Regions from separate parts of the Homo sapiens genome. Here region 2 is linked to region 1. A link is an interaction called in ENCODE POLR2A ChIA-PET data of the cell type or tissue named here. Cell type or tissue: CD4-positive, alpha-beta T cell. All regions are shown on one strand. Links, peaks and the distances in the headings refer to the core of each region. The heading gives the core; the rest is flanking DNA.

Region 1 (4,402 bases), core at 211-4,210:
CTAATTTTACTAAAGCTTTAAGTGTAAGTGTGAGTTTTACCTCAATTTCCTGATAAAAGTTCTAAGTATTACTTTATAATTTAAATATTCTAGAGTTGCACTGTCCAGTACTAGCCAGTGGCCACATGTGACAGTTGAAGATTTGAAATGTGGCTTCTGTGAATTGAGATGTGCTTTAGGTGTAAAATACCAGATTTCAAAGACTTAGTACCAAGATTTTTTTTAATATCTCAGTAATTTTAATATTGACAACATGTTGAAATGATATTTTGTATAAACTGGGATAAATAAAATATATTACTAAAAATAATTTTAGCTATTTTAACTTTTTTTTTTTTTTTTTTGAGACAGTCTCTCTCTATCACCCATGCTGGAGTGCAGTGGCACCATTCGGGTTCACTGCAACCTCTGCTTCCAGGTTCAAGCAATTCTCATGCCTCAGACTCCTGAGTAGTTGGGATTACAGGAAGGCACCACTACACCAGGCTAATTTTTGTATTTTTAGTAGAGATGGGGTTTTGCCATGTTGACCAGGCTGGTCTGGAACTCATGACCTCAAGTGATCCACCCACCTCCCGCCTCCGCCTCCCAAAGTGCTGGGATTACAGGCGTGAGCCACCACGCCTAGCCTCTTTTAACCTTTTTTAATGTGACTACCAGAAAATTAAAAATTACTCGGATTATAATGGCTCACATATTTCTATCGGATATTACTGTTGTAGATCAGCATTACTCTTCCAAGAAATATGTTAGTGGAATAAAAGTAGATGTATAAAAACCCAAAACTTCCAGATAGATTATCCTGTTACAATCAGAATAATTAAAGAGCTAAGGACTTTGGTAATATGAAGGATGAAGTTATCCATTGGCTATGATTTGATAGGCAGAAGTAAGTTCTATCTCAAAGAAAGTATTTTTCTCGTCATCACTAATATTAGTTATACTTGTTAAAATAGAAAGTTGGCTGGGCGCGGTGGCTCACGCCTGTAATCCCAGCACTTTGGAAGGCTGAGGCGGGTGGATCACCTGAGGTCAGGAGTTCGAGACCAGCCTGACCAACATGGATAAACCCCATCTCTACTAAAATTACAAAAAATTAGCTGGGCCTGGTGGCGCATGCCTGTAATCCCAGCTACTCCGGAGGCTGAGGCAGGAGAATCGCTTGAACCCGGGAGACGGAGGTTGCAGTGAGCCGAGATCGCGCCATTGCACTACAGCCTGGGCAACAAGAGCGAAACTCCGTCTCAAAAAAAAAAAAAAAAAAGAAGTAGTTATCTCATTATTGCCCTATTAGAATGCATTGAGACTGGGCGCCGAGGCTCATGCCTGTAATCCCAGGACTTTGGGAGGCCAAGGTGGGCAGATCACGAGGTCAGGAGTTTGAGATCAGCCTGACCCACAGGTGAAACCCTGTCTCTACTAAAAATACAAAAATTAACCGGGCATGGTGGTGCGCACTTGTAATCCCAGCTACTCAGGAGGCTGAGGCAGGAGAATCGTATGAAACCGGGAGGCGGAGGTTGCAGTGAGCCGAAATCGCACCACCGCACTCCAGCCTAGGCAACAGAGTGAGACTCCTCCATCTCAAAAAAAAAAAAAAAAAAAAGAATGCATTGGAAGTTATATCTAATATTTATTTTAAAACAGTTCAACCACATAGTGTATTTAAGAAGTAAAATTTGAGTCATATATACTTCACACGTTAACGGCAAAATCACATATTATAGCAGTCTTTTAAATTGCAATTCAATTCCTTTTTCTCCAGTACTGAGTTTCTAGCTTACAGGTTGTTTCCATTGCTGTTTTGGTTTTTACTTGTCTTTTAGCTAGAGATCCAAATTGTGCTTATGCTTTAAATATCATTTTTTAAGAACAAAACTAATTATTTTTAAGTTTTCTAAACGGGGAAGTACTGTGACAGTCCATTTCAGTAGCTTATATTCCTCACATAGGTTAACAAGAATGAAAACAATGGTTTTAATTAGAAGAACTAAGCCCTAAGGTTTACATTTTTATTAAGAGAATTGTAAAATGATGTATACATATATGACAGTTAAAGAAGCATAAACTTTATTCTGGCATTTTAAAATCAGATGCCGTAGACCTGAACTGGCTGCATAATATGGTGGACTAATAAGAGAAAATGAAAGTATTTAGCTGGCTCTTAATAAAGCAGTTTGTAATTTGAATCATATAAGAGATGCCTATTGTGCTTCCTGTTTTATGTGTCAGCACTCATAGCAAGGAACTTACAGTCTGGAAAATTATTTGAGCGAAAAATTGTTTATGGTCCCACCTTTAATTTAGCATTTCTCACTCCTATGCTTTATCTTATTATCCTTTTTCAATTTTTGTAACTGGTAACTAAAATTAGTTAATACAAATAATTAGAATGTTTTTCTTAAGGAATCACTTTAGGTATCTTGAGTTGTAGGCCTTTTAGTCCATTTTATCTCAGTTTGAAATGTTTTGATTATTTGAGAAGAATACTTCAGTAGTAACTATAAATATTCATAGCAATTTAGACTTACATAGACTCAAATAAGTTGCATAAAATGTATTAGTATAGGTCTAGAAGTTTTGCAAATTAATATGTAGTCTTAGTGCTCCATGGTTCATTTATATGCTCTTTAAATTATAAAAACTATAGGATATTTACCATTTTTGGTAGTTACAAAAATATTTTCTAGGTAAATGTTTACAAAGTGCCTGTTTTGAAGGAATGAAGTTTCTTCTATGTTTTAGGTAAAATTTTATATTGATTTATCTTAATTAAGGAATCTAGGATTTACTGATAATATTACTGAAGAAAAACATATTTGGAAAATCAAAGCGTTTCTTACATCTGATCGTATAAGGGAAGTTTAGTTGATAATTTACTGTCAGAAAGCTAGACTCTGACACAGAGAAGAAAATTTGGTAGAGTTATTGCCAAAATTTTGGCAGTGTTTTACCTTTATATCTTAAAGGTATTAATTCAATTTGTGGTAGAAATTAAACTTCTCAGTATTAATTATGTTAAAACCTCTGATGTTTCTATGCTGAAACACACTAAGGACTATTGTAACATAAAACTATACTAAGGACTATTGTAACATAAAACTATTAAGTGTGCTCTGGTATAGTTTGAAACAGTTTAAAACTGTGTAGTAGGTGACAATATGAAAGATAGCATTTTTCTGTATGGTTGAAACTCCCCCACCCCAAGCCCCACACTTATGTGCTTTAATATAAAGCATTTCAGAAAGGCTTTGGAAAACTAAGGAAAAGGTATTTGCTCTTATTTTGTACTACCAGGTGGCCTGTGATACCCTAACCCACAGAATTAACATTTCCAAACAGGTGGCCATTATGAAAAACTACACGCAGTGTCCTGTTTTCATAAATATTTAATCAGTTCAAGTTATTAACTATATTAGGGCTTTCAGTAGATTTAAGATGAAATTCATTCTTCCTCAAAGGCCTTTTCTTGTATAACTCTGCAAACCAGAAAACTGGATGTTAAAAATGTTCAGTAGTTTTAGGGAGTGATATATTCATCTGCTCAGTGCTTATCTCTAAAGTTGGAAGGAAACTAATTGGTTTTTAGATTGATGGCATTAATAGATGTGGTAATTTGAGGATGAAAGTTGTAAAATTATAACTTGGAAGATTTGGTTACTTTAAAGATAACGATATTAGATAATTTGCATTAGAGCTGTTTGAGAAAGTTTGTATAGGGGTGCTTTTTACATAGCAAGCCCTGTAATTCATTTTTACCAAGATTTTTTTTAATCTCTGTTTTTGTGAATATAAAAGCGCAGGGCCGGGCGCGGTGGCTCACGCCTGCAATCCCAGCACTTTGGGAGGCTGAGGTGGGCAGATCACCTGAGGTCAGGAGTTCAAGACCAGCCTGGCCAACATGGAGAAACCCTGTCTCTACAAAAATTAGCCAGGCATGATGGTGGGTGCCGTCCCAGTTACTTGGGAGGCCAAGGCGGGAGAATCACTTGAACCTGGGAGGCAGAGGTTGCAGTGAGCCAAGATCACACCATTGCACTCCAGTCTGGGCGACAGAGGGAGACTCTGTCTCTGAAAAAAAAAAAAAAAAAAAAAAAAAAAACACAATAAAGGCTAATAGAATTTTTTTGTATGTTGGCATAATTGAGAATACTTTCTGTTATATATTTTTTCTCTTTGAATGTGACTACATTTTTAAACATCTAATTTCTGTGGAACTAATATATTTGGGTTGGTAAACATTCCTGTGAAATAAAGTATTAGTTGTTTGATTGCCCTAAATACCTAGATTTCTTGTTCACCAGAGAGCTTTTGTCAGACTTATGTTAAGTCTTGAATTGGAAGATAAAGAAATTCTGGGAAGTTTAGTGTGTTCAAATTAGTATCGTTTTGCTACTAAATC
Region 2 (4,402 bases), core at 129-4,128, 390 kb before region 1:
ATTTGGGTTGGTTCCAAGTCTTTGCTATTGTGAATAGTGCCGCAATAAACATATGTGTGCATGTGTCTTTATAGCAGCATGATTTATAGTCCTTTGGGTATATACCCAGTAATGGGATGTCTGGGTCAAATGGTATTTCTAGTTCTAGATCCCTGAGGAATCGCCACACTGACTTCCACATTGGTTGAACTAGTTTCCTCTGTACCCTTTCATCCAGCTATTGCTATTGGACACCCTCCACCTCTTAACCTTTCCTGAAATGCATGGAATCCCTGTCAATTTCTCTACATTCTTTTGCAAAGCTGTCTTTCTAAAGCCTCCTCTCTCTCAACGACAGAGAGGCACAAATGTTGCACCTTATGCTTCTATTTTGAGTTGGGGATTTGAAAAGGGAGTGTGCACACATGTGGACAAGCATTTATGCATGCCTGTGTGGACTAGTGGTTGTGAACATGTGTGTGTGTATATGTGCTTGCATGAACACACAAGATTGTGCATTTACACATGTTCATGAGCACATGAGCTTCTGAACAATTGCCTGAACACGTAGATAAATTTGTGTTCAGAGTGCATACACACACTTGTGAGCATGCATATGTGTGTTTGTGTGTGTTGTGGTGGGGTTTATTTTCATGTGCATTTAGGTTCATGTGTATGTTTGTCCCTGTGTACTTTTGTGTATCTGTGTGCATATGATGTGAGCTTGTCTTTCCTCACACCCCAGGAGGCACCAAAGCAAGTGCAAACTACAAGGAACAAAGGAATAATCTGCATAATTTAGGCTTTGATCTCTGCCACCCCTGAATCCTCCCTTGCTCTCACTCCAGCTGCCAAGCTATTTCCTAGCCTAGTGGACTCCATCTTTGAGCTTTGTCTTCCAGAAGCCTCCACCTCTCCTTGCCACCCCACAAGGGGAACAGGGCTATAAAAGGGTAATGAGCATTTATTGAGCACCCACATTGCATCAGGTACCTGAACCAGATACTTTCCATACACTCTCACATCTTCGCAGCAATCCTGCGAAGTATAACAATTGTCCTCACTTGACCTTTGAGGAAGCTGGTGATCAGGGGGATTAGCTATTTGCCTGAGTGATGGAGTCAGAATTTGAACTGGAAGTCTCTGCTCTCTCCATTCCACCAGTGTCTTCCTGGAGTAAGCCCAGCTGCTAGGTACTGAAAGTTGAAGCTGCAGCTGGAGCTCCTGGGAGATGTGGGAGTTCTGTCCTGGGAGATGCAGACAGTCTGATGTGGAGGGAAAGGGGATGTGAGCAGGGAATCAGTAGAGACCCCAGAGGGTTGTACTCGCTCGATGTTCATAAGAAGAATAGGGTAGAGAAATCCCAGGTGTTTTGTGTTGTCCACAAATGGAATGGGCAGAACAAGGGATGAACCAGGAGCAGAAACAGCAGAGATGAAAAAGCGTCATCATTGGCACCTCTGTCTTCAGGACCATGGACAGATCATATCAACGGCCAAGCCTCAGTTTTCTCATCTGTAAAATGTGCAGGGAGGTAGTGTTTTTTTACAAGCTTATTGTTAAAAGTAGTATTTGTGGATTTCTTATGGTGCTGACTCATGTAGGCTTATGATAACTCTATAAGATAGTTAATATTGTTGTCCCCACATGAGGACAGTGAGACTCAGAGTGGTTACATTCCTTGCCCAAGTGGCAGAGCAGGACACAAACCTGGAGGCTGTCTAACTCCAAAGCCCCCCGAGCCTTCCCTGTTTTAAGGTTTAGAGTGTGTAAAATACTAGGCACATAGCAGACATCCAACAAATAATAGCTAATAATAATAATAAGGTAATAAAAATGAAAACGTTTTAATTTTAATTAAATTGTTTTACTGAGGGTTATGGTAGCATTAATTCTTCAGGTGTCAAAATTGCTGGTAAATCCCACACTGTTAGTGACTGTTTTTAGAACAAGTGTTGCTTTCCTCAGGAAGGATGGTGTTGTCTGTTTTTGATCTCCTGAGACAGCCAACCAGACTCAAAGCCCAGCAACCACTTTTTTCTTTCTTTCTTTTTTTTTTTTGAGACAGAGTCTCACTCTGTCGCCCAGGCTGGAGTGCAGTGGCGTGATCTCGGCTCACTGCAAGCTCCACCTCCCGGGTTCACGCCATTCTCTGGCCTCAGCCTCCCGAGTAGCTGGGACTACAGGTGCCCACGACCATGCCCAGCTAATTTTTTGTATTTTTGGTAGAGACGGGGTTTCACTGTGTTAGCCAGGATGGTCTTGATCTCCTGACCTTGTGATCCACCCGCCTTGGCCCCCCAAAGTGCTGGGATTACAGGCATGAGCCACTGTGCCCGGCCAGCAACCACTTTTTAGTTGTATGGCTCTGGGCAACCTAACTTCTCAGGGCCTCATTTCTTTATGTATAACATGAGGATAAAAATGGTTCTACCCAGTTCCTCAAAAGGTTAAACACGGAGTTACCACATGACCTGGCAATCCTACTTCTAGTTACAGTCTCTAGAAAATTGAAAACACAGGCCCCCACAAAAACTTGCCCTCAAATGCATCATTCATAATAGCAGCATCATTCATAACAGCCAAAAAGTGGGAACAGTCCAAATCTCTACCAACTGATGAATGAATAAGAAAATGTGGCATGTCCATACAATGAAATATTATCCAGCCATTAAAAGGAATGAAGTCTGTCAAACCCACAATGAGATACCACCTTATACCTATTGATATGGCTATAATTTTTTTTTAATGGAAAAATAATGGTGAGCATGTAGAGAAATCAGAATGCTCATGCGGGCTGGGCACATTGGCTCATACCTGAAATCCCAGCACTTTGGGAGGCTGAGGTGGGCAGATCTCTTGAGATCAGGAGTTTGAGATCAGCCTGGTCAACATAGTAAAACCCCATCTCTATCAAAAAATACAAAAATTAGCCAGGAGTGGTGGCACATGCCCGTGGTCTCAGTTACTCAGAGGGCTGAGGCACAAGAATCGCTGGCTGGAGGCAGTGGCTCATGCCTGTAATCCTAGCTCTTTGGGAGGCTGAGGTAGGTGGGTCACCTGAGGTCAGGAGTTCGAGACCAGCCTGGCCATCATGGTGAAACCCTGTCTCTACTAAAAATACAAAAAATTAGCTGGGCGTGGTGGCAGGTACCTGTAATCCCAGCTACTCAGGAGGCTGAGGCAGGAGAATTGCTTGAACCCAGGAGGCGGAGGTTGAAGTGAGCCGAGATTGCACCACTGCACTCCAGCCTGGGTGACAGAGCGAGACTCAGTCTTGAAAAGACAGAAAACAGAACCCCCATGTGTTGCTGGTGGGAATGTAAACTGGTGCAGCCACTGTGGAAGACAGTGTGGCAGCTCCTCCAGAAGTTAAGGATAGAACTACCATATGACCCAGCAGTTCCACTCCTAGACGTACATCCAGAAGAATTAAAATCAGGGACTTGAACAGATAAGTGTCACTGATGTTCACAGTAGCATTACTCACAGGAGCCAAAATATGGAAATGACCAAAGCATCCATCAGCAGGTGAGTAGATAAAACAAAATGTGTCACAGGCATGCAAGGGAATATTATTCAGGCACAAAAACAAATGACATTTTGACACTTGCTACAATGTGGATAGGCCTTGAAAACATTATATGAAGTGAAATAAACTAAACCCAAAGAACATGCAAGTGTGGTATGATTTCACTTGTATGAAGTACTTAGAATAGGCAACTTCTGGCCAGGCACGGTGGCTCATGCCTGTAATCCCAGCACTTTGGGAGGCTGAGGCAGGTGGATCACCTGAGATCAGGAGTTTGAGACCAGCCTGACCAACATGGTGAAACCCCGTCTTTACTAAAAATACAAAATTAGCCAGGCATGGTGGTGCCTGCCTGTAATCCCAGCTACTTGGGAGGCTGAGGCAGGAGAATCATTTGAACCTGGGAGGTGGAGGTTGCAGTGAGCCAAGATTTTGCCATTGTACTCCAGCCTGGGCAACAAGAGCAAAACTCCATCTCGGGAAAAAAAGAAAAGAAAAGAAGAAAAAAGAATAGGCAACTTCCTAGGGACAGAAAATAGTACAGATGTTACCAGGGGCAGTGGGGAGAGAGGGATGGGGAGTTATTTGTTTAATTGTTACTGAGTTTATGTTAGAGATTCTGAAAAAGTTTGGGGTATGAATAGTGGTGATGGTTACATAACATTGTAAATGTGTTTAATGCTGCTGAATTCTATATTTACAAATGATTAAAATGATGAATACTTTGTATAATTTACCACAATTTAAAAAAAAAATGGGCTGGGCACGGTGGCTCACGCCTGTAATCACAACATTTTGGGAGGCCGAGGCGGGTGGGTTGCCTGAGGTCAGGAGTTCAAGACCAGTCTGGCCAACATGGTGAAACCCTGTCTCTACTAAAAATACAAAAAA

Evidence for each region. ChIA-PET counts read pairs that join two places held together with the same protein. Peaks named below come from ENCODE experiments on the same cell type or tissue, not always from the same donor. Only the 100,000 strongest peaks of a DNase experiment are listed, where the experiment ranks them.
Region 2: POLR2A ChIA-PET joins it to region 1 with 9 read pairs; 2 of 35 experiments call an interaction of 5 or more read pairs at or near these places.

The regions. Positions count from the first base shown.
Region 1 is chr9:122,898,791-122,903,192 of GRCh38, reverse strand. All of the region lies in intron 1 of RC3H2 (ring finger and CCCH-type domains 2), which reads left to right. Among named protein-coding and RNA genes, the nearest start is that of RC3H2, 4.4 kb to the left of the region's middle. In CD4-positive, alpha-beta T cell, for the core only: no CTCF peak of the experiment used is centred there; a DNase peak (open chromatin) is centred at 2,192; H3K4me3 peaks cover 1,319 bases; H3K27ac peaks cover 990 bases.
Region 2 is chr9:123,289,010-123,293,411 of GRCh38, reverse strand. No RefSeq gene overlaps it. Among named protein-coding and RNA genes, the nearest start is that of STRBP, 23 kb to the right of the region's middle. In CD4-positive, alpha-beta T cell, for the core only: no CTCF peak of the experiment used is centred there; no DNase peak of the experiment used is centred there.